Regions from separate parts of the Homo sapiens genome. Here regions 1, 3 and 4 are each linked to region 2. A link is a contact called in ENCODE Hi-C or POLR2A ChIA-PET data. All regions are on one chromosome and are shown on one strand. The core of a region is the stretch at or near the end of the contact, and the rest is flanking DNA. Distances in the headings are between cores, read along the strand shown. Region 1 holds the start of SFMBT1 (Scm like with four mbt domains 1). Region 2 holds the start of TKT (transketolase). Region 3 has its middle 28 kb from the start of SFMBT1. Region 4 holds the start of CACNA1D (calcium voltage-gated channel subunit alpha1 D).

Region 1 (6,173 bases), core at 1,920-4,419, 210 kb after region 2:
TCCCGGGTTCACGCCATTCTCCTGCCTCAGCCTCCCGAGTAGCTGGGACTACAAGCGCCCACCACTACACCTGGCTAATTTTTTTGTATTTTTAGTAGAGACAGAGTTTCACCATGTTAGCCAGGATGGGCTCGATCTCCTGACCTCGTAATCTGCCCACCTCGGCCTCCCAAAGTGCTGGGATTACAGGCGTGAGCCACTGCGCCAGGCCAGAGGCAGCTGTTACTCTTATCCTAATTTTACAGACCAAGACCTGAAGGCCCAGAGGGGATAGATAAGTTGCCAAGGTCACAGGGCTGGTTGTTGAACCTGGATGGTCCGTCCTCAAAGCCAGTCCTCTTAACCCTTATATGATTATCCTAGGATGTGTAGAGACACATAAACCAGTGTGGATATCAACTGATAATCTGAAAAAAGAAGACCTCATAAGGGCATGAGAGGGAATCAAGCCTTTTCATATGTTAGAACCTATTCCAAAGAACCAATATTTAGATTCATATGGTATTTGCTCAAACTGAGGTCTAAGGAAGGAAATGGAGAATTCAGAAATATATTAATCAAAATAGAAAGTCTAGCGTAAAAGTAGATTTTACTAAACAAAGGAATTTTTTTTTTTTTTGAGTTGGAGTCTCGCTTTGTCGCCCAGGCTGGAGTGCAGTGGCGCGATCTCAGCTCACTGCAAGCTCGGCCTCCCAGATTCACGCCATTCTCCTGCCTCAGCCTCCGGAGTAGCTGGGACTACAGGCGCCCGCCACCATGCCTGGCTAATTTTTTTGTATTTTTAGTAGAGACGGGGTTTCACTGTGTTAGCCAGGATGGTCTCAATCTCCTGACCTCGTGATCTACCCGTCTCGGCCTCCCAAAGTGCTGGGATTATAGGCGTGAGCCATGGCGCCCGGCCTTTTTTTTTTTTTTTGAGATGGAGTCTTGCTCTGTCACCCAGGTGGAGTGCACTGGCACAATCACGGCTCACTGCAGCCTAAAACTCCTGGCCTGAAGTGATCCTCCTGCCTCAACCTCCCAAAATGCTAGGACTACAGGTGTAAGTCACCACGTCTGGTCAATAATTATTTAATAAATGGTAACTGCAGAATTAATAACAACCGATGACAGTGGTAGTGAGTTATGTCCATATTTTACTCCAAATAAATAAGCCAAAATAAAATCGGGATAGTCATCAGAGAATGAAATATGAAATGAAATTGTACAAAACTAGCAGAAAAAAGACTATCAGATGGGCAGCAGAAAGCTCACTTTGTCAGCACTGAAGCAATTAAAACATTAGAATGACACACTGAACATTAGAATAAAACAAGAAAGAACAACAGGCTAGAAAATATTTGCATCAATGACGACAAAGAAGTAATATCTGTAACATAAAAAAATGCTTGTTCAAAGTTAGAAGAGGTTCAAGTCCCCAGAAGATGGATATGAATAGATTATTCACAGGAGAGGGAATGCATATAGTAAATGCATGGAAAAACATTCATTTTTGAATGTTGTGTCACCTAAGAAATGCTAAGTAACCTTGAACTAGCAATAGACTATTAAAGTAGGGGGGAAATGGCACTCAATGTTTATAAGTGTGTTAAACTCCTTACACTTGTTCCTTGGAGGCGGTAGAATAATTGGGGCAGCTCTTGGGAAAAATATGACGCTGTAAGCCAAGACCACTTGGCCATTCATAGCCTTCTACCTGGGAGCCTTTCCACTCCCAGGTATTTGTCCCAAGTGCAGAATTCAAGGATACGTTAGCAAACAACCGTAAAGAACCAAAAACATTAGGGGGCTGAGTGAATAGTTAAGGACACCTGCACACCTTAAAAATGAATCGTGAACAAATAAAAATGGTAGTGAAAGTAGTAACAAAAAAAGTGTGGTTGCAACTATACACAGTATATATATGTTTCATGTCGTGAAAAGTTGCATTTCTTTGTAACAATATGGATTACTGTATTCTTTTTAGATTTTTCTTTCTCCGGTTGTCATATTGTTTTTTCAGTGGTGCTAAAAAAAATCTGGATTCAAATCCAGCCAGCAGCGTGACTTTGAGCAAGTTTGTGAAGTGGGATATTTCTCAGAGCGGTTGAGGGAGGTGGCTTGAGCTCGCACCTGGCACACGGTGAGAACCCCAGACTTTCTTCTTGCTGTGGGGGCGCCTCTGGGCCCTGTCCGATAACGCCTTTCACGGCCTGGGAGTCTGATCGGGAGCTCCCGGGTCTCGGTGGCGCGGGAACTCCCTTCTGGAGGGAACTTTCCGGAGCAGGTGGGCGGGTGTATGTCCCACGGGCACCTGCGCTCAGGAGGAGGGGGCGAGCTCGGGCAACGTAACCGCCCACGGTCACCTCGGGCTGCGGGGCCGACTTGAAGCCGCCTTCGAGGTTCTGATCCTTCCCGGGGCTCTGGGCTCGTTCGTCCCAATTCGCAGCTGTCCTGTGCCCCCTCGCTGCAGGAAGACTCAAGATTTACAGGGCGCCTCCTGCGGAAGCCTAGAGACATCGGGGGCGCCGAAGGGCCCGCGCCGGACTTCGCAGACAGGGGGCACTTGGGTGCCCTTTCAGGTCTCAGAGGGAGCGCCCGATCCCCGACGAGGGGCAGGCAAACGGGCGCAGTGCCCGCGGCGGCGGCACGCGCGCATCTGGGATCCGGCCGCTTCTCCGCTCATGCCATCTTGTCCGAGCCAGTCACGTGCGGGCGACAGCGGCGCGCTTCGCCGGGCCGGTACTCCAGGTCCGACCCGCGAACCCCTCTGGGATCCCCGCCGCTCTGTCTACAACCCGAGGTGAGGCGCAGGCTGGATCGGGGCTGGGCCAGGGCGGGCACTGGGTTCCCGGGGACGCGTCTCCTCTTCCGGGCCGTTCCGCTCGGGGCCACAGCGCCGTCGGGGGCCCGAGGCGCCGCCGCGTGTCCTGCGCCACGGCCTCGGGGCCGTCCGCGCCGAGTTGCTGGCTGGGGGCGTGGGTGGCCCGCGGCGCCGGACCCCCGGCACACCAGCCCGCGGAGTCCTTGCCTCCCGCGCGGCCCCAGCCAGGAGGGATGGCGCTGGGGCGGGAGCGGGGCAGCCGGGCCCGGGAGCTCCACGGGCGCGGCGCGAGGGGCGCAGGCTGCCTGGAGGACCGCGGAGCTGGGGGTGGGGGGGCGCGGGCGCATGCGCCCTGCGTCCGTGCCATATTGGAATGAGTCGGAGCGCGGAGCGCCGCCGCCGCCTCCGCCGGAGCGCGGGTGGAGGGGGGCGGGGAGAGCTGCCGGCCGCCCCGCTCCGCCGAACCCAGCAGGAAGGAGGGCGCGAGCGGGCGAGCGCGGGCAGCACGGGAGGAAAAAGCTTCCGCGCGGGGGAGCGAAAAGACGGAAAGAAAGAAAGAAAACGAGCGCGAGAGGGGGAAAAGCGAGCGATCGAGCGAGCGCGCGCGCGAAAACTCCGGGCAGGTAAAAAAGCGGGGCCACCGGCTGGGCCTTCCCGCGCGGCGGCCTGGAGGGGCGGCGGCGGCGCCGGGGCGGGGGACCGTACGGCGTCCCCTTCGAAGCGGCCGCGCAACTTTGCCAACGGGAAACCGCCGGGCGCCGGCGGGCGCGCGGGCTGAGGCGCCAACGGGCGGCGGCGGCGGCACGTTGGGGGCGGGGGCGGGGCGGGGGGAGCGCGGCGCCCGCGCGCGGCCCCGCGGTCCCGCGCGCCGGCCGGCCGGCTGCAGGGGCGCGCCTGGGCGCCTCGCCGCGGCGGAGAGCGGCGGCGGCCGTCAGCCCCTGGCAGGCAGCGCGGCGCGCGTCAGCCCGCGGGAGGCGTGAAAGGAAAGTGGCCGGGCGGCGGCAGTGGCGGGCGCCCAAGTTCCCCGGCGCGCCGGGCCCGCCGCGCGCCCCTCCCCGCGCGCGCCCCGCGCTCCGCCCGCCGAGCCCCCGCGGACCCGCCCCCCGGGCTCGCTCCGGGCGGGGCGCGAACCCGCAGCTGGGGCCGGGCGCGCGGCCGGTCGGAACTTCGGAGGGCCCGGGCGGTCGCTGCGCGGTGGCGGAGCGTCTAGTGGCCGCCGCAACCGGTGGCTCCGGGCCGCCGTTGTGAAGTGAGCGGGCCTCTCCCGCGCCGCGGCCCGCCGGGCACCGCCGCTGGACCCCGCGCCGACCCGGCAGCGCCCCGACCTGCCGCTCGGGAGGTCCGCGACCGTTTCGATTTCTGTTCCTAAAGTCCGATTTTGGACGCTGAAAAGGAGGCTGTGGAGGGGCGAGCGGCGTCCTGGGAAGCAAGGCCTGCTCTGTGCGGAGCAGAAACGCCTTGTGCGAACAGAAATAAATTCCCGCGGAAAGGATGTACGTTATGCTAAGTTTTTCACAAGATGTCAGCTGTTCCCGTAGGGTCTAAAACTAAGCCGGCAGGCACAGGTCACCCCCAGAGCTTGTGCTCAAGGAGTGGTGGACGCTTGGGTCAGGTGGGGGTGTTCCCAGCGGGTCGCCCGAAGCAGCACTGGTTGATGGTCCCAAGTGGTGTTTTTGAGTCCTGTTAGCAGTGATCTGTGTTTGAGAACCAAGTAACCATCAAAGAGATTCGAAAGGAAGTAAGATGGATTTTGTCAATCCCTGCGTATGTCTTCTCTTGAACCACATTTTCTAAGATGTCATTCTTAATTTTATTGCATCTGGGTAAAATGCCTGAACGTGTAATCATTAATTTGTCAACTGGCGAGAGGATGAAGGAAGATGTGTCTTCATGTGTACACTTTGAGGCCTGTTGACTAGCGTTTTGAGGCATTTGTTGAATTAGGCCGTAGGTAGATTCGGAGTTAAGATTTGTTTGCGATGTCAGAAAAGTTACGGCCTGGTAGAAACGGCCAGAGATCAGGAAACAGTTCTGTTATTACCGTTGTCATTGACTAACTGCCTTATCTTGGGCACATTTCTTACCCATTGTAGCTTTGATTTTCCTTATTTGCAACATTAAGATAAACAGATGATGTTTGGGGGTGCTTTCAGTTCGAAAATTCGGTGGCTTTCTTAACTGAAAGATTCTTAGAAATCACAGTGTATATTTTGAGAGGTACTACATAAAAGTGCTCGCAATGTGTGTCTTTATTAAAATTCATTTGGAAAAAACATCTTGGTAGCTAGATCCAGAATGGTTTTATATGATTATTTGAATAGATTTTTAACAATGTATTTTTATGGAGGTATGTATAACCTACCGAAAGATCTTAAGGGTACAATTCAATGACTTTTTATATATGTATATGCCCTGATAACCACACTCAGATCAAGATATGGAACATTTTCAGGCCTTGTATCCTTTCCATTCAGTAAACACATTCCCCCTCCCCAAGGCAACCACAATTCTGACTTCTGTCACCACAGATGAGTTTTGCCTCAAAACAGGACCCTTTTGAGGGTTAAAGGGGCAATACTAACAAACTGAGGATAGCTTGTATGTAAACTTGGAGTTATGGCCGTGTTGGCCATGACCCTTTGCTTTTATAATGATTCTTAGGGTTTTTGTAATCCAGAATAACTTAAAATTCTGTCCTGAGGAACTTCTTAGAAGGTCACTTTTCAGTGGGGGCAATACTTTGCAGGTTACGATTGGTAGTTCTTGGGAGTCCTTATGTTCACAGACAATGGTATTAATCTATGACTTCCCATTTTTAGAATATAGGTACTATATATTTGTAGACAACAGATTTGAAGAATGAATCATGAATTTTCCTAACAAGTTAGAGTTTAAGGTGTCAGTAGATGAATCAGTTTCTTAATGCCTAGAATTTGCTGAGAAAATTGAATGAAAATTGGTTTCTTAAAGTTAAGTGAATTAAGAATGTGTGCGTAAAGCTTTAACAACCTTTTCAATGACAGCAGTTGACTTATATATACAGGATAGTCAGCTGGTTTATCAAATCATTTAAAGTGCAACAATGAAAGCAAAAACAAAAGGTTAACTAAAAATTATGTCAGGTGTGATTAAAAAAATCAGCATGACTAAGATACCTTTTTTTTTTTATTAACCCTCTTTCTAGGAAGGTGGACTTTTAAATATTCTCCACTGAAGCAAATGCTGCAACAATTTGCATTTCCTTCACCAATGTCGTCTTGTGCCTTTTCTTGTTCCTACTGTAAAGGAGATGGGTTAGATGTTGTAAGTGAATTCTTATTTTGTTAGTTCCTAACAAAGGCTTGTGTTTTTTACTGCAAAGATATCTGTG
Region 2 (5,463 bases), core at 1,134-3,633:
CCACTCTGGTCTTCCCTCCTCATGGGTATGGGACAGAACCCCTTCTCATGGGGGTCTAATGACCTACAATTACACGAGGTAGGTGAGAGAACTTACTTATGGCCAGCTCCAAGACAGACCGGCAGGAGAAGATCCTGCCATGGGGAGAGAAAGGAGCAGGTGAAAGGAAGGTAGGAGAAGGCCTGAGAGACTCTGTTTCTGGGGTCTGCTCCTGAGGTCTAAAGCACCCCAGTGGTATAACAAGGGTTGGGGGCAGTTCTAAGCCAGGGGCCTGTATATGCATATCATAGTATCACAGGCCCCATTCATGTGGAACACCAGGAGGAGAGAGAGCCTCCCTGAGGTCCCTGGAGCTCCAGGTGGTGGGGAGGGGACAATTTTCTTTCCATTACTCCTAGGTCCCCAGAGCCATGGTGAGTTCTGTGCCATTGTCAGAGACCAGAGTGATAAGGATGAGTCCCATTAGGCAGATGGGGAAATGGAGTCCACTCCCTTAGGGAGCCACTGCTCTAAGGGCCACAGAGTTGGAAGGCACAGAGCTTTCAAAGGGTTTCAAGGGTTTGCCCTTTTTCCAGACAGTGAGCAGCTTGAGGGCAGAGGTGGCACCTGCCAGGCATCTGAGGGTGGCACACTGTGGGGCCCCCCTCCAATCCTAGCCCATAGCCCTCACCAGCCAGACACCATAGGGCCAGCCTCTGCGGGCTGGGCCAGCAGGAGCCAGGTGCTATGGGATGCCATACTTAGGGTCTGATTGGGCATCTGGGGGTCAGGCCAGCAGAGGAGCACCTGGAGGCGAGCTGGGGGACTCACTCAAATTCAGTCAATCGCCTCATGAGCCAGAGCTCTCTGAGTATGGGCAATGCAGGGAGGACACAGAGGACACAGGGCGGCCACTGGTGCCTCTTGGATCTCTCAGGGTTTTAGCTCCCTGCCCAGCCATCCGTTTGAGGGTCTTGCCTTTATCTTTCCTCTGTCAAATGGAGCTTCTTCCTCTGTAAAATAGGCATTGTAGGCAGTATGTACCTCACTGGCCAAGTGTGGTGGGCAGATTGAATGAAACAGTGTCTGTGATGAAAGTCCCCTCCCTAATCCCACTCTGGGGAGCTTCATACCTCTGGGAACCATGGGGTCTGATAACAGTAGTGGTGGGTGCCCCTGTCCCTACAGACCTGGAAGCAAACCCAATAATCTCCCTAAAAGTCAGTAGTGTTTCTAGGCCCTAATAATTTGTAAAGGATCTTCCCCTAGTAATTTCTCAGTTATCATCACCTGGCATTGTCATGGCTACCACTATCCTATTCTCATTTTCAATAATCCCCATCCCCTGTGCAGGGCTCTAAAGCCCTGAGTGGCTGGGCATGGTGGCTCATACCTATAATCCGGCACTTTGGGAGGCAGAGGAGGGCAGATGGCTTGAGCCTAGGAGTTCAAGACCTGCCTGGGTAAAGTGGCAAAACCCCATCTCTACAAAACATACAAAAATTAGCCGGGCGTGGTAGTGTGTACCTATGGTCCCAGCTACTTTTGAGGCTGAGGCAGAAGGATCACTTGAGCCCAGGAGGCTGAGGCTTCAGGCAGCTGTAATCACTCCACTGCATTCCAGCCTGGGTGACCATGGGTGACCCCGTCTCAAAGAAAAAACAAGTTTTTTAATTATTAGAAAAAAGAAATAGGGCCTGGTGCGGTGGCTCACCCCTGTAACCCCAGCACTTTGGGAGGCCGAGGCGGATCACCTGAGGTCGGGAGTTCAAGATCAGCCTGACCAACATGGAGAAACCCCGTCTCTACTAAAAATACAAAATTAGCTAGGTGTGGTGGCGCATGCTTGTAATCCCAGCTACTAGGGAGGCTGAGGCAGGAGAATTGCTTGAACTCAGGAGGCGGAGGTTGTGGTGAGCCAAGATCATGCCATTGCACTCCAGCCTGGGCAACAACAGCGAAACTCAGTCTCAAAATTAAGTCCTGCAGTCTCTTGGGCCTGGGGTTGGTCGGCTGGGGCCAAGCCTGGCACCCACCAGCCTTGTGACCTTGATTGCCCTTGCCAAGCCTCAGTTTGTCCATCTCTAAAATGGGATTCGCCGTGACAAGTCCACGGAGGACTGTGTGGAGGAGGGAGACTGAGAGGCTTTCGAGTCAGGAGCCCAGACTCGAATCCTGAGTTGTTCGTTATGTTATTATTATTGGTGTGTGTGGTTAACTGCTAACCTCGCAGTCCGCAGCGGCCCAGCGCCTAGGGGAGGGGAGCGGGCAGGAGGCGGCCCCAGGCGGGGCGGGGCTGAAGGCCTGGGGTGATCCGAGCCCCGCCTCCTCCCCCTGCCCCGCCTCTCCCATCCCCGCCCCGCCCCGCCCGGCGACTTAACGCGCCCCCGCCCCGCGCCCGGCCTCGGCAGCCGCCTGTCGCCGCGGGAGCAGCCGCTATCTCTGTGTGTCCGCGTGTGCGCCCGGTCCCCGCCTGCCGCACCATGGAGAGCTACCACAAGCCTGACCAGCAGAAGCTGCAGGCCTTGAAGGACACGGCCAACCGCCTACGTATCAGCTCCATCCAGGCCACCACTGCGGCGGGCTCTGGGTGAGTGCGCGGCGCCGGCCGGGGACGCGGCTCGGGCGGGGCGGGGGGCGTCTGCGGCGGCCAGAGTCGCCGCGGGCTCTGGGTCGCGCTGCGAGATGCCTAGACGAGGAAGGTGGCCCGGGCGCCGTCGGAGGGCGGAGACGCGCGCCTCGCAGGGCCCCGGGCTGCAGGCGGCTTCCGCTGCGCCGCACACTCGCCCTACGCCCGGGCTCGGCCGCGTGGGCCTCTGGTCCTCCGTGCGCCTCAGGCCGGCTCTTCCCCACGCGGATCGCCGGCCGCGCAGCTGCATGGTGGCGCGGGGGATGGGCTCGCGACTCGCCAAGTACCCTCTAGGGTGATGCCGGGAAGGCCACCATTACTGCTGTTCTACAGAACGCGGCCCTCTTAACCCTCTCCACCACCTGGCTGTGTGGGCGCCGCCGGGAGTGTTCCCCCTTCCAGATGGGGAAACGGAGGCTCCGAGTTAGTCAGCTACCCAAAGTTACACACAGGGAGATCTGATTTGAGCCCCAGCAGTCCGACTCTAGAGACCCTGTTTTTAATTCCTCTTGCAGGAGACTCGGGGGCCCGGCCTTCTCCCCACCTCAGACTACGCTCCCCTACCCCTGTCTCCTGCCACCCCTGGGTTGGGTCCGAGTTTGGAGCAGGGGGCTGCTGAGACGCCAGGCAGCGGCGGGGCTGATTGGGGGAAGAGGGGAGGAGGGCGGTGGCACGTGGGTGCAGAACCCTGGGATCCATTGTGAAAAGGAGGTCTAAGATTTGACCTGGGGCGGGAGGAGGCGGAGGGCAAGGAGACTGAGAAGGCTGAGCGCCGGAAGGACGGAGTTCCAGGGCCCTAGCGCCGGGAGTGACGTCCTGGGGCAGGGCCAGCCACCAGGTGCTGTATCTCCCAGGCAGGAGCTGGCGTGCCTAGGCCCCAAGATCCTTCCCTGGCCAGCCCTTTTGGCCCAGAAGGTGGACACCCAAGGAGCCTCCTCTGTAGCGGAGACAGGGATAATTAATGAGGGCCACCGTGCATGCAGCTGGAGGTGTCCAGTGGGGTGGGTGAGGGGGTCAGTCAGTGAATTACTTCAGAGCCTGCTTCCCGCTCTGTAAAGCGGGGACAGTAATGGCACTTAACCACGCTGGGTGGTTTCAAGGACTCCAGTGCTCTACTTGGAGGCTGCTTTGAGGCCACAGTGCCAGCAGTGCTCCGGGCTCATGACAGGGTTGTGAGGGCTGCGTGATGGATGATTTCTCGGGACCTTCCCAAACAAGCTCTGTTTCAGACAGACAAGATTCTGGCTTCTGGCCAATTTCATTCAGGATATATTATTAAGAAGTAAATCTGTTCACCTTTCTGGGTGGATACGCATTCACCCTTTGTGCCTCTAAGACACCCTGTTCTCAGAAGGGATTAGATGTCTTTCAAAGCCCTTCCCCCACCCACTGCCTTGCACACTTTGGACCTGTTAGCTCTCCTGGGTTTGTGTCAGTCTTACCACTTATGTGGGGTATCCCCTGCCTGGGCAGGGACCTGGCTTACTCTCAGCTCCCCTTTCACCAGCCTGGCACACGGTAGCTCTGCAGGCCTTGTATTGCTTATTTGGTACTGTTGGACCTGCTACCTTTGGCCGTTTCAGGGGGTCTGAGGTCTAGCTGGAGAGAGGCAGCAATTACCCAACTAAGTAGTATTGCACATCTGAGCATCTTTCAGGGCTAGATAAAACATGCAGATGTTTACAGGGTTCCTGAGCTGCCAAGTAGGTATCTGGTATGACACAGCATCATCGTTTGTTGCATCCTGAGAATAACCCTGTGAGATAGATTGTGTTGTATTCACATTTTATAGACGGGAACACTGAGGCTAGTGTGTTAAGTTACTTGCCCAGGCTGGGAATTGGTGGCCATTCCGTACTGTCTGGTTGGGGCTCATGCTGTCAGGAATGCTTCTTGGCAGGGCATGGTGGTTCATGCCTGTAATCACAGCACTTTGGGAGGCCAAGGTGGGAGGATTGCTTGAGCCCAGGAGTTCCAGACCAACCTGGGCAACACAGTGAGACCCCATAGCTTAAAAAAAAAATTTTTTTTTTGAGATGGAGTCTTGCTCTATCGCCCAGGCTAGAGTGCAGCAGCACAATCTTGGCTCACTGCAACCTCTGCCTCCCAGGTTCAACTGATTCTCCTGCCCTAGCCTCCTGAGTAGCTGGGACTACAGGCATCCGCCACCGCACCGGCTAATTTTTGTATTTTTAGTAGAGATGGGGTTTCACCATCTTGGCCAGGCTGGTCTCTTGACCTCAGGTGATCCACCCACCTCGGCCTCCCGAAGTGCTGGGATTACGAGTGTGAACCACTGCCCCCGGCCAAACATTTTTTTTAATTGGCTAGGTGTGGTGATGTGTACCTGTAGTCCCAGCTACATGGGAGGCTGAGGCAGAGGATCACTTGAGCCCAGGAAGTTGAGGCTGTAGTGAGCCTTGAACATGCCACACACTGCAGCATGGGTGACAGAGTGAGACTGTGTCTCAAAAGAAAGAAAGAGAGAGAGAGAGAAAGAAAGAAAGGCCAAGAAAAGAAAAATAGTTGGGCATGGTGTTACATGTATGCCAGCACTTTGGGAGGCCAAGGCAGAAGGTTCGCTTGAGGCCAGGAGTTCAAGACCAGCCTGGGTAACATTAGCAAGACCCTGTCTCCAAAAATAAATAATGTTTCGGCCAGGCGCAGTGACTCATCCCTTTAATCCCAGCACTTTGGGAGGTGTAGGCGAGTGGATCACCTGAAGGTCAGGAGATCGAGACCAGCTTGGCCAACATGGTGAAACCCTGTCCCTACTAAAAATACAAAAAATTAGCTGGACGTGGTGGCGGGCGCCTGTAATCCCAGCTACTCAGGAGGCTGAGGCAGGAGAATCA
Region 3 (6,190 bases), core at 2,380-4,879, 180 kb after region 2:
CACAATCACAGCTCACTGCAGCCTCAAACTCCTGGGGTCAAGCAATCCTCCCACTTCAGCCTCCCGAGTCGCTGGGACTACAAGTGTGTGCTACCATGCCTAATTTTAAAATGATTTGTAGAGATGGGGTCACACTATGTTGCCCAGGCTGGTCTTGAACTCCTGGCCTCAAGCGATCCTCCTGCCTTGGCCCAAATTGTTGGGATTACAAGCATGAGCCACTGCACCCTGCCTCTTTCACCTTTAGAACATTGATTTCCTACTATGGAAAATGAGCTGATAGCCACCTCTCCATACATTTCCTCCCCATCCTTCAAATGCTATGATTTGGCGTAAGTTGATATTCAGTGTTTACATGTTTAACGCTACGCAAACATTGTTTTCTGCTAAACCAAGTAGTATTCTATTTCCTTTCTGCTATGATTCTTTGTTTTTCCTCAAGCTATAATTATCTGTCTTTTTTATTTGCTTTTTTATATTTGTACTTTATATTCTTCCCTACAAAATCATACAAATCTGACCAAATACACCCAGCAGGTGTGCTTTCCCTGGAGACATTGCTCCAGGAACCCCTCACTACTTATTCCACTCTTACCAACCTATCCGTTTGCCCCTGCCTCCCTTCCCCAGAGGGAAGACATTGAGGCTCAGAGAGGTAGTAAGATCCGGGTGGAAATGCAGGCCTAGATAAGGAGGTACAGTTATGCTCAAGGGCCAACCGCCTGCCCAGGATGCTGCAGCCCAGTGGGGCGGCAGCCACACAAATGGGACCACTTTGTGGGTTTAACATCTGCAGTGTGGGGCAGGGGCCTCAGGCCCTGAGTGTAGAGGACAGAGGCAGGTCTCCCTGTCCATCCTGGGTGACCATTCCTGGTAAGATGCCCCATGCTGATTTCCATCCCCCACCCAGGCAGATCGGAGAAAGAGCCAGCCCCACTTTTCTCTGATCACCCCATGTTAACTTCCCCTTAAACTTGCTAAACCAGCCCTACCCAACTGCCAAGCTGAGGTTGCCTCCCAGGGCCACCAGCACCCTGCTCATCACAGATGGGGCCACTTTTACTACTTCCCTGTGTCTCGTCTCCCCCATCTCGGGGCTGAGCTCTGAGCCTGCTCCCAGCCAGCTTTGTGCTGCAGGTGACTCTTCATTGCTGGTCAGAGGAGGCTAAGGTCAGCCCTAGGGAATGCATGAAGGTTAAGATGATGCTGGGGGCCCCTGGCCAGCAACTCCCAGTCTTGGTGGCCCAAGTCCTTAAGGGCAGCACACATTCCTGAAGGGGACAGAGAGAGCCTCCTGAGTCAAGAGCTCTTACCCAGACACCACATGCCTCACGATGGAGAGGACTATGCATTGTCGGAGGCTCCTGGTGACTGCCATCCAGCTCACAGGGCCCACTCACCACAGAGGCTGCCCATGAGAATGTCATCCATGTGTTCCTGCATGCCAGAGGCTGTACCTCAAGGAGGCTGTGCCATTGGGCCAGGACTACCCCAGGCATAGGGAGAGGGTACAGGCCGCATATCCTCTCCCTCAGCCATCAAGAGACAAGGGATGGGTGTCAGAGGTGTCTGGGAGATGAAAGATGCATGGAGCACTCCAAATGGCCGCATGCTTTCTAAACACACAACTCACCAGGATTTCATCTGCAACTCAGATTCAATCGGCTAAGTGGGGAAGAAGAAAGTATGTGGTTGTCATGGCAACACCAAATTGCCCAGGACCAGGTTGGTCTCTAAGCAGGGGAAGGGAAGGGAGTGGAGCTGAGCCTCTGTCTCTGTGGTGGGGATGTTCTGGAGAACGGGGCCCAAGGGTCAGGCCCGACATACACCTGTGGGGCAAGGGGCCTTGTTCTCACTACCCCTGCTCAGGGCTGAGGGCCTGAGCCATGCAGTATTATATAAAGGGTTGACTCGGGGCCCTCACTCTGGGGCTGGGGCCCAGACTACTCCAGCATGCAAGTTCCAGAGCCAGCCTCTTGCTAAGGGCCAGTCCCTGCTTCTCCCCACGGGCTAGACCCACCCCAGAGCAGCTCAGATTTGGTGCCTGCTTCTCTTCTTGCCCCCTAGTCCTAGCTGTTCCTGGCAGAGCTTCTGTCTTGAGCTTGGCCATGGATGTGGACACAGCCTGGCACATACCCTGAGTGCGGTCTAAAGGATCAAGGGACACAAAGCCTCACCCAGAGAGTGCCAAGCAAAGCTGATACTTCTATTCATACGCATGCAGTGCTCAGCCTGGCCTCCTTCTTCCCACCAAGAATGAAGTGGAGCCAGCAGAGGGGTTGCCCTGCAATGTGGTCTCTGCCAACCTGGGCCCAGGCCTAGCTGGATAGGTGGTAGGAGAGAGGGCTGCTCAAGTAGGAAGGAGGTGAGCATCAGGACCCTCCCCTCCCCTGGACCTGCCTTAGCCCTGTTTTGATTCTGACCATCCAGTGCTCTGGGGACCCTGGAAAAGGTCCTGGCTCCAAGGTCCACCTGACCAGCCAAGCCTGGCACATCCATCTCTGTGGTCCCAGGATCTGGCCACAGGAGGGCTCCTGGACACGTAATACATGAATAGATGGAGTGACATAAAGAATTAATCAGTGGGTGACTTAGGCAGTGAGAACTAGGAGCAGAAGAAATGAAAGAGACCAGGTTGGGAGGGGGGATGCTGGTAGGGCCAGGTTTAGGGGAGCCTTAAATGCCAGGCTGAGAGGGGGTGTTTGTCAGGCTCCCCCACACCCAGCTTCTGCCCTGGCCCTGGGACAATTTCCGTCTTCCAGAGGGGCCAGTAGGGATCCTGGCAGATGTGGCCCTGATCACCTGATCCCCTCTCAGAGAGACAGAGACCCCAGGGCCCATCCCCCAGAGCCTGGCTCACCTGGGCCCTCGCAGGGCCTGCCTCACCGGGGCCCCGCAGACCTAACTGCTTCTGCTTCATGGTCTGTGGGTTTTCCCAGTCGTCCAATTAGTGCTAATTGGAAGCAGGAAGTGTGTGCATGTGTGGGGTGGGCCTGGAACTCCGATGTCCTTGTCAGAACTTCGAAGCCCTGTGCTTCCTGGGACAGGCTCTTCCCTAGAGCTTTGTGGTCTCCCGCAGGGCTGGGTAGGGTTGTTGGGAGCTCCCCGAGCATTGGGTATACTGGCTCTGTGCACAACGGGGCCTCTGCTCTCCAGAGGGCTCAGGCTCTCACCGGCCACCTCTTACCCCAGGTGCCAGTTGCCCCCAGGGCAAGGCAAGCTCATCCTTTTCACTGCCAAATCCTCTTCGCCCGGCACAGAGCTGCGGCTCTTCACAGTTTCACTCTAACAACGAAGGGAATGATGGGCTCAGGGCCTGGAAGAGAGGCGCAGAGGGGGCCTCCTGAACCCCTCACTGACCCTTGGTCCAGCCTCAGCCCGTGGCTCCATAAAGGCAAGGAAAGGCCTGCTTTATCTGACTGGCCACACACTTGTGCTTCCCTTGGGGGACAAAGGGTGCAGAGGCGCTTCCACAGAGGCGGGACTTCCGCTTACTTTCCCTCCTCCCCGTTTCCCCGCCCCCTCCACTTGCGGCACAGGTGGGGGTGTCCAGAGGCAAAGCCCCTTTTGTGTCAAGCCCCAGCCCAGGTTCTCTCCTCACCCACAGATGCTGGTGCGCAGTCTGACGGCAGAGGCTGTAACGGGGGAAGCATGGGATGTGGGCACATGGGGGAAGGCCCCGGAACCCAGCCTGGGCAGAGGCCGGTGCCCCACCAGGCTCTCTCTCTGCAGTGTTATGTCAATCATTGCCCACAGGTGCCCTCGACCTGGACACCGTCAGGCCTCCTTCGCGGTGGGCTGAAACCCTGTGGCACAGCCCAGGACCACCCAGCCCCACGGGCTGGGGGCTCACATCTGGAAGCAGGGCCCCCCAGGACTCAAAGGTGCTCGGAGATGAAGATTGCTGGGTGTCAGCTCATGGGGCCAGCCTCGGCTTCACCCCCAGGAAATGCCTGCTTGTTGCTGTGCGGCAGGCACTAGAGCAGGCAGAGAGGGCGGTGGGCTCCTCTGAGGTCGCGGGCGGAGCCCTGTGAGGAGAGACCTGGCCGCCGGCAGCCACTAGAGGGCAGGACCCTCCTGTGTGTTTCCTCCAAAGGGTTGTTGAGCAGATGAGCGGGACTGACAGGAAACAATGGAGCAGCCGCCCCAGGGTGCAGTCACCACAAGCCTGCTAGAAGGGCTCAGCGGAGGCTGCGATGCGTCCGAAAGTCCACTGGACCCTAGACCTTAAATGGCCTCCCTGAGCCTTTAGGCTTTTACTTCCTGGGAGCCCAGCCCTGAGCCAACAGAGACAGTGCCTGGCTCCTACATTGGCAGAGAGTGACAAGTCAGTGTCCCCTTCTTACAACATCAGTGGTAGAGGAGCAATTAGGAGAGCAGGTCCTCCAGCTTCTTCCAGGTGCAGTGTGGAAACAGAGGCAGAGAAGAACTCACCTGACCGCACCTACGAGGTGGGTAGGGACAGATACTTCTGAGAGTGAACCATCAGCCAAGCACGCCCAGCAGCCCTGGGGGGTCAGTGCATGTTGTCGGGTGCTACTTTTGCAGTTGGGGAAACTGAGGGTCAAGAGAGGCTGTCATTTGACTGAAGTCCTACAGCAAGGGTGGACCAGGGTTCCCGCCCGGGCAGGATGATGCTGAGCCTGCATGCAGGCTCCCACGCAGCCTTATCACAGCCTCATGTAGAGACGACCTCCTGTGACCTCGCTGACATGAGTGTGAGTGTGTGGGGACCCTGGCTGCCGCAGCAGGAATGAGGCAGCCTCTCTGCATCCTGACACTCCCAGGCAGAGGCCTGTCCTTCATCTGGACCTACCAACAGTGACGCCAGGAGCAGCTGCCTCTAGGACACGTGTTCCCCTGGGCCAGAGGAACTATGTGAGGAACCCATGGTGCATGCCATGACAACCCTCCTTTAGGGCCTCTTGAGGCCACAGTGGTGCTAAACCCAGGAAGTGGGTGCCAATTCAGGGGACCATTGGCAGCCCTGCTGCCCCTCACTGGGCTGTGCCTGCAGTCACGGGAGGCAAGGACCTGCTTTTGAGTCTTTGGCTTCACCTTGTTCTTACAGCCAGACTTGGGGCTCTCTACCTGGGGCTGGGGATAGGTAGTTCTCAGCCTGGGCAGCCCCAGGAGCTGCTAAGTGTCATATCCCTGGGGAAGGCCTGAGCAGTTTGAGGCTGATTTTGGTTGTCCCAATACTGCTGGGAACCACTGGGGAATGAGAGTGTCTTGGGGACCTATTCCTGGAGCCTGAGTCTAAGCTGAGCTGTGGCTCATAAGACTAAATTGCATGGAGACCCAACATGGCTGCTGGGCCCGTCAAGGGCTGGTGTCTGCTCTGGGAGGTAGCCCCATGGCTGGATCTTTCTCTATGTCCCAGGTCGGCCCCTGTGACCTGGGGCCAGTGTGCTGAAACCTGTGAGGATCAGGCATAGCGAGGAGGGTGGCCCCATAGGTAGGCCCATACAAGGGACTTGGGCAGAGTCCTGTCCTCCAGCTAAGTATCTGGGGCACCAACCTCACAGACTGCAGAGTTCACTCTCATTAGCGCAGGGGTCCTCTCAACAGCTTCAGTGACCATAGGGATCGGTGTACCCATTTCACAGATGGGGACACGCCGGCTCAGGTCTTACCACCCTTTGCCAACAGCTTCTTCACTGGTCTCCTTAGCTTCCGTTTTCCCTTTTCCTTCCTTGTTTTAAGCTTTCAAAAAAAATTTTTAGGCTGGGTGTAGTGTCTCCTGCCTGTAATCCCAGCACTTTGGGTGGATTGCTTGAGCCTAGGGGTTTGAGACCAGCCTGGGCAACTTAGTGAGACCCCACCTCTACAAAAAATTCCAGAATTTTCTTTCTTTACTAATTTAAACATTTTGGCTGGGCTTGGTGGCTCATGCCTGTAATCCCAGCACTTTGGGAGGCCAAAGTGGGCGGATCATCTGAATCAGGAGTTCTAGACCAGCCTGGCCAACATGGTGAAACCCTGTCTCTACTAAAAATACAAATTAGCCAGGCGTGGTGGCATGTGCCTGTAATCCCAGCTCCTTGGAAGGCTGAGCCGGGCTGGTCTTGAATTCCTAACCTCAGGTGATCTGCCCACCTCAGCCTCCCAAAGTGCTGGGATTACAGGTGTGAGCCACCGCACCTGGCCAAAAAAAAACTTTTAAAATTATTTAGTGGCTTATTATATA
Region 4 (6,290 bases), core at 22-2,521, 240 kb before region 2:
CGGGCCAGAGCTGGGGAGGGGAGCCCCACAGCGGCAGCGGCTCCCCGGGCATTGCTAGGTTACCGACGTGTGCACAGCCGGCGACGGGAGCGGGAACGCACGCTCCACCCGAACCCCTTTCCCCGATACCGAGGCCGGGCCTCCCCCGCGAGGGGATGGGTGTGCTTCACCCACCGGCGCGGAGGGCGAAACCGGGCAATCCTAGAATTTTCCGGATGCCACCAGGGACCTTCTTCCTAGTCAACGAGGGGGCGGGGGAGGAGTGGAAGGCGAGAAGAGGCTGGCAAGGGGGCTCCGGCTGAAGACTTGCGGCCCTCCTGCCATCGCTCGGGGGCGTTGAAGGAAAGTTGAGCCCGAGGACACTGAACCCGAATCACCCCGACTCGCCGCCCCTCCGGCTGCACCGCGCTCCACACACTCCACGGCCGCCCCCACCCCACAAATGCAGAATTAACTCTGACATTCAGGGCCTGGAGGGGAGCGCGGAGTGGCTGTCACGCATGTCCCCTCTCTGTGTAGACGACACCGAGCTGGCAGCACCCTCTCCAACCCCCTCAACCCATCCAGCGCCGCGGGGAAGGGGGAGGGGGCTGGAGGACCATGACAGGATCGGATTTGGCAGCGGGTGCCCGGGCTCTGGCTGCTCACCGTTCGCGTGGTCCGCTTGCTGCTGCCGTTGATGCTGCATTTTTTTCATCATCATCATCATCATCATCCACGAACATTTATTGAGCGACTACTGTGTGCAGGGCACTGTGCTGGGCGTTGAGGCGGGGGCGGAATGGGGAAGGGGATCACCAAGAGGTAGGAGCCGCGGTCCCTGCCCTTATTCTCGCTTCAGCAGGGGGGTGGGGAGGGACGGGGACAAATAACAGAAAATAAGGATAATTGATTTAAAAAAAAAACCGCTCGCCACCCAAGCTCTCTCTTTTTCAAAAATGGAGCAAAATAAACTTTTTAAAAAAATAAAATCCAATGTATATATTATCTTAATAATATATACATGTAATTTTTTGCTGCAAAGGAGAACTGGCTTGTCCCCTCCTCTAGCGGAGAGACGCCGCGGTGATGCCGGCCCGGCCGCCGGGGCCGCTCGGCGCTCCCCCCATGCCCGCCCGTCTGCCCGCCCGCCGCGGTGCCCGGTGCCCGCCGCCGCCGCCCGCGCCGCCGCTGGCTCGGGACCGCGGGCAGCCGGAGCTCACATCCGGGGACGGAGGCGCTCGCCCGCCCGCTCGCTCCGCGCCCGCCGCGCCGCGCCGCACGCCGGCTTCGCCCTGGCGACGCTGCGCGCCCGCCGCCGTCCCCCGCCCTCCGCCCGCCCCGAGCCGCCCACGGCCCGCGCCGCGCCGCGCCCCGGCGGGTCTGCAGCCCGGCGCGCGGTTCTGCCCGGCACCACTTGCGCGCTCGGGGTGGCCGTCGCGTGGGACTCGGGGTGCCGCCACCCCAGCCTGGCCCGGCTGACCTGCGGGCTCCAAAGGGTTAAGCGCGCTCCAGCGGCGGGCTGCCCGGTTAACCCCCTCCGCGCCGCACGGTGCGCTCTCCCCCCGGGACCCGGAGGAGGCAGGCGGCGCCAGTGTCTCCCGCGGCGCTGGGGTGCGGATGAACCGCTCCTCCCCGCGCATTTCTGGGCTGGGGGACAGCTCGGGCTCCCGCGCCGGCCCCGACTCCGCGCCGGCCTCCTCTGCGCACACCTGGAGGAGGCCCCGCCCCCTGGGAGCTCAGGTGCTAGCGGGCGGTAGCTGCTGCGGTCTCCGAGCTCATCCTCGTCAAGGCTCGGCCGGGCTCCCTGGCTGCTCCGGAGCGGGGCAGGCGCCCCCTGCTTTTCTCCGGCCCTTTCTGGAATCGGGGGGGTTGGGGTAGCCCGGGTCTGTAGAGAGCACTCACTACCCCAGGTAACTGCCTGCAGCTGGAACCGCGAATCCAGGGCGCCCCCCATCTTCTCCCCTGCCCTGCGCCTGGCCTGGCGTCGCGGAAGGCAACGGGGATGGGGGGCAATATCTCCCCCCACCCCACCCCGCCCCCACGTGTGTTTGGAGGCAGGTACAGGGAAGTCAAAGCCAAGGTCTTTCAAACCGCTCGTGTTGTTCAAGGAAATAGACGGTGCTGCTGAAACTGTTGCCTCCAGTCTGGGAGCTGAAGGGAGTAGTTTATTTTTTGATACCTTCGCTGGCTTGGATTTAGGGTGGGGGAGATTTGCAAACGGCAGCTCCTGTCTAAAGGGGAAAATACTTTATCTAGTGGATGACTGATATTTTTCATTTAGCTTTGTGCTGCCTGTTAGGAGAAGGGCGTCTGCTTTGTTACTTCACAGGATTCGATTTATTTGCTTTTGTTCCTATCTGCATGTTCCTACGGCGTTTTAGAACGTTTCAGAACAGTGACTTTAAAGCGAAAATAAAGTAAAAGCTCAGCGTGAATTAAGAAAAATAAGTGTTTATGGGAAGGTGCTCCTTACCCAAAGAGAACACACTAGTCATCCTCAATTGTTGGGGGGCACCTGGGCAGAGAGACTGGGGACCAGACAGAAGACTCTCCAGAGGCCTTCCTGAGGGGGTGTCTGGTCCGTGAGGATGAAAACAACCAGGCTCTTGTCCTTTTTTGTGCTTTGTTTTTGGAGACTGGAGAGGCGAGAAATCGCCCTACGGTCTAGTAACAATATAAAGCTGGCCTGGGCCACCTCTCCTATGGCTGCTTCTGATCCAAAATCTGAAGGGAATAGAAGACGGTTCCCTCCAAAGAAACTAGCCCATCCAAGGAGCATGTATGAAATTCACAAGTACACATGTCACTTTCAGAACTCCTGGTCTAAAGCCTTGCCTCTTGAGGCCTTTTCTACAAAATTCCCTGAGCAAGTTTGTTTTATGATACCTTTGCTGGCTCAGATTTGGAATGGGGGAGATTTGCAAACAGCAGCTCCTGTCTAGAGGGAAAAATACTGTATCTAGTGGATGACTGAGCCGAACCATATTTGCTCATTGTTCAGTTCAGTGCAGCCAGCATTCATAAGGCACCGGTTAAGAATAAGGGTCTGGTCTAGATGTCAGGACAAATCTATGGCACAGTTCCTTCCTCAAGGACAACCTAATGACAGAAGAAAAGTTTGTATACTTTTTTTTTTTTTGAGACGGAGTCTTGCTCACTCTGTTGTCCAGGCTGGAATGCAGTGATGCAGTTTCAGCTCACTGTAACCTCTGCCTGTTGAGTTCAAGAGAGATTCTCCTGCCTCAGCCTCCTGAATAGGTGGGACTACAGGCGCGCGCCACCACCCTCAGGTAATTTTTGTATTTTTAGTAGAGACGGGGTTTCACCGTGTTGGCCAGGCTGGTCTCAAACTCCTGACCTCAGGTGATACACCTGCCTCGGCCTCCCAAAGTGCTGGGATTACAGCCGTGAGCCACCGCGCGCCCGGCCGTGTATACTTCTTTCATACCATGCAAACATAGCAGCTATAACAAGTATGAAAAAGCGCTATACAAGCATCAGACAGATTAATTGTAACTGAGGGAACTGAGATGTTTTCACAGAAGAGAGGGCATTTGAACTGATTCTTAAAAACTGACCGGGAGAAAGAGGGATGAATAGGTGGCATACAGGGAATTCTAGGGCAGTGAAGCTATTCTTTATGATACTGCCATGATGGACGTAGGACATTATGCGTTTGTCAAAAACCCGTTGGACTGTACACCACAAAGCATAAACCCTAATGCAAACTATAGACTTTTGTTAATAGTAGTACCACAATATTGGTTCATCAATTATAACACTGGGGTGTACCAGTGTTATAACTGTGTATATAGTGTAGCTCACTAATGCAAGATGTTAATAGGAGAAACTGTTGGGGGAGAGAATATATGGGAATTCTGTCCTTGCTGCAAAATTTTTCTGTAAACCTAAAACTGCTCTTAAAAAAAATAAAGTCTATTAAAAACAGGTGACTACTTTTACAGGGCATAAATGATGTATGAGGAATGAGCTTTGGGGGTAAGAGCAAAGGCACAGGGGAGACTGAAGTGCAAGGTGGGTGTGTTTAAAAATGAGCAGGAGCACAGTGTGGCTGAGGCAAAGACCCCCTGGGCTAGAGGAGGAGGAGGCTGGAAAGGCCAACCCAAATCTGTGGAGGAAGGCTGGCTGGCTAAGAAGACCAGATTCAATTTCTTGGCAGTGAGAGCCAGTGAAGTTGTTTTAGCTCAAAAGTGACATGATTAAATTGTGGTTTCGGTCTCCAGGTTTTGTGCGTTAGATCTTAACAAGTTTATGGTATTGCAGGAGGGTTTGGGGTTTTTTTTTTAAATAATTATTTTTAGAAACAGGGTCTCACTATGTTGCCCAGATTGGAGTGCAGTGGTGTGATCATAGTTCACTGTAAGCTGCAAGCCCTGGCTTCAAGCAGTTCTGCCTCAGCCTCCCAGCGTGCTGGGATTACGGGCATGAGCCACTGCTCAGCCTTGAATTGGAGTTTTTGACATTCCATCCCAGTTTCTGAATGAGTCTCATCTTGGCGATGTCTCCAGCAAGCATTTTTTTTTTTTGAGGGCCTTGATTCAGCACAGCTCTAGATGCGTTGGCCCATTGGGTAATTTAAATATTTATATTCCCATGATAATGCAAACTACTGAATAAATAAATAATAAGATCTTTTAAAGGCTTCCTGTGTGCCAGGTTCTAGGGTAGGCACTTTATATGTACTAACTCATTTAATTCTCGTAACAAGCCTACGAGGTACTATAAAACCCTCATTTTGGCCAGGCTCAGTGGCTCATGCCTATAATCCCAGCACTTTGGAAGGCCAAGGCGGGCTTGAGTCCATGAATTTGAGACCAGCCTGGCCAACATGGTGAAACCCCATCTCTACTAAAATTACAAAAATTAGCTGGGGATGGTGGCGTGCGCCTTAAGTCCCAGCTACGTGGGTGGCTGAGGCAGAAGAATCACTTCAACCTGGGAGGTGGAGGTTGCAGTGAGCAGAGATTGTGCCACTGCACTCCAGCTTGGGCAACGGAGCAAAACTCTAAAAAAAAAAAAAAACAAAACTCATTTTACAGACAACAAAACCAAGACACTGAGGAGTTAAGTAGCTCGCCCAAAACCACACACAATTACTTAGTAGCTGAGCCAACAAGACATGAGGAAAGGCTAAAACAAAAGATTTCAGCTCTAAATCAGCTACATGTGCTACAACCCAATTATGTTGCTAACACACTATTGTGGGGTCTTAATCTCCATGACCTTATTTATAAAGCACTCCCACTTGAACGCACTGAGCTGGCATGCCAGACATGATTACCTGCGTGCACTGCATTTCAAAAAACCTTGCTGATGGCCCAGTCCAGAACCTCACCATCTCACACCCCAGGTCATGCACAAGATGCCCATTCTCCATTTTTCCTCCCACAAATAATCCATCTTGTTCAAAACACACCATGTCACTTCCCTGACCAAAAAATGTTTTCTTCCTCCTTCCTTCCACATTCAACCTAAACTCCTCTGACTAGCGTTCAACCTTATCATCTCGCACCATTCACTTTAAACTGTGGTCAGCAGTCTCATTAGACTGTGAACATGCTGTGCTCATTTCTGACTCTCTGCTTTGGCTCCTGTTTATTCGCTGACCAGGAATCCCTACCTTGTTGACTTGCTGACCTCTCACTAACCCCTCTCCATTGAAAAAGCCTCGGTCAAGTCTCTGCCTCCTCCAGAAGACTTCTCTGATTGCTACTGCTGCTATGGACACTCGTGTGCCCCCACCCCCACCTCCCCTTCCCTAAAGGCCTGCAGCACCTGGCTTCCCCTTTGATGACATACATTCTTGTGTCTTGTGTGATTGCTTCTTGGCTATAAATCCTGTCTCTCCAACCACCGTGTGGGTCCTTAAGCAAGGATCACCTCCTTAACCCCCTCTCCCTGCTGCTAAGTGTTATGCTCACAGCGGGCACTAAATACTCTGATTAGTCTGCACAGGATCATAAAAGCCCACATAGATCACCAGAAATTGTCAGCTGATATTTACAAAAATCCCATAAAGTTTATGGTAGCACACTTGGCCCTTAGATGGTAAAAATATAAAACAGAGGGAAAATTGGGTCCTTTGCACACCAGGAATTCTAATTAAGGAAGATAAACAGATCCTGAAGGCTATATGCAGAACATATCCTTAAACAAACTGTGTAGTTGGGTTTGAATGAGTTCCTCCATCCACAGGCCCTGGTGCTAAGAGGGGATAGCCCTGACCCACTAACCACCAGAACAGGCGGATTAAGCGGGTGGGGACATGTGTTCCAGGTAGAGGAATG

Evidence for each region. A loop is a pair of places that touch in the nucleus more often than their neighbours do. ChIA-PET counts read pairs that join two places held with the same protein, here RNA polymerase II (POLR2A). Pooled maps may share reads with other maps.
Region 1: a pooled map shows a loop between it and region 2 (12-fold over the local background). The contact joins the promoter of SFMBT1 here to the promoter of TKT in region 2. A Hi-C loop is called at or near these places in 1 of 37 single-sample maps with no recorded cell type and 9 of 50 pooled maps. POLR2A ChIA-PET finds 5 or more read pairs at or near these places in 2 of 52 experiments (H1 and activated T-cell).
Region 3: a map of B cell shows a loop between it and region 2 (13-fold over the local background). The contact joins the enhancer-like site here to the promoter of TKT in region 2. A Hi-C loop is called at or near these places in 1 of 168 maps with a recorded cell type or tissue (B cell) and 5 of 50 pooled maps. POLR2A ChIA-PET finds 5 or more read pairs at or near these places in 1 of 52 experiments (Caco-2).
Region 4: a map of dorsolateral prefrontal cortex shows a loop between it and region 2 (2.9-fold over the local background). The contact joins the promoter of CACNA1D here to the promoter of TKT in region 2. A Hi-C loop is called at or near these places in 1 of 168 maps with a recorded cell type or tissue (dorsolateral prefrontal cortex). POLR2A ChIA-PET finds 5 or more read pairs at or near these places in 1 of 52 experiments (WTC11).

Annotation. Positions count from the first base shown.
Region 1 is chr3:53,043,069-53,049,241 of GRCh38, reverse strand. It overlaps SFMBT1 (Scm like with four mbt domains 1), which reads left to right and starts at 3,169. Exons shown (of 21, transcript NM_016329.4): 1 at 3,169-3,426. RefSeq lists enhancers at 1,852-2,351, 2,352-2,853 and silencers at 2,841-2,950, 3,001-3,320, 3,421-3,480, 3,841-4,130.
Region 2 is chr3:53,252,942-53,258,404 of GRCh38, reverse strand. It overlaps TKT (transketolase), which reads left to right and starts at 2,383. Exons shown (of 14, transcript NM_001064.4): 1 at 2,383-2,569. The coding sequence starts at 2,463. RefSeq lists a silencer at 2,097-2,786.
Region 3 is chr3:53,070,715-53,076,904 of GRCh38, reverse strand. It overlaps a transcript of RFT1 not described here. Among named protein-coding and RNA genes, the nearest start is that of SFMBT1, 28 kb to the right of the region's middle. RefSeq lists enhancers at 3,743-3,862, 3,355-3,972, 4,213-4,262. Within about 2 kb of position 3,629, at least 31 of the 41 ENCODE cell types and tissues checked have a DNase peak (open chromatin) inside an H3K27ac peak, as active enhancers do; they include B cell, where a contact is called at or near this core.
Region 4 is chr3:53,489,592-53,495,881 of GRCh38, reverse strand. CACNA1D (calcium voltage-gated channel subunit alpha1 D) reads right to left here and starts at 1,271. Exons shown (of 48, transcript NM_001128840.3): 1 at 649-1,271. The coding sequence starts at 715. RefSeq lists enhancers at 1-206, 207-992, 1,323-1,822.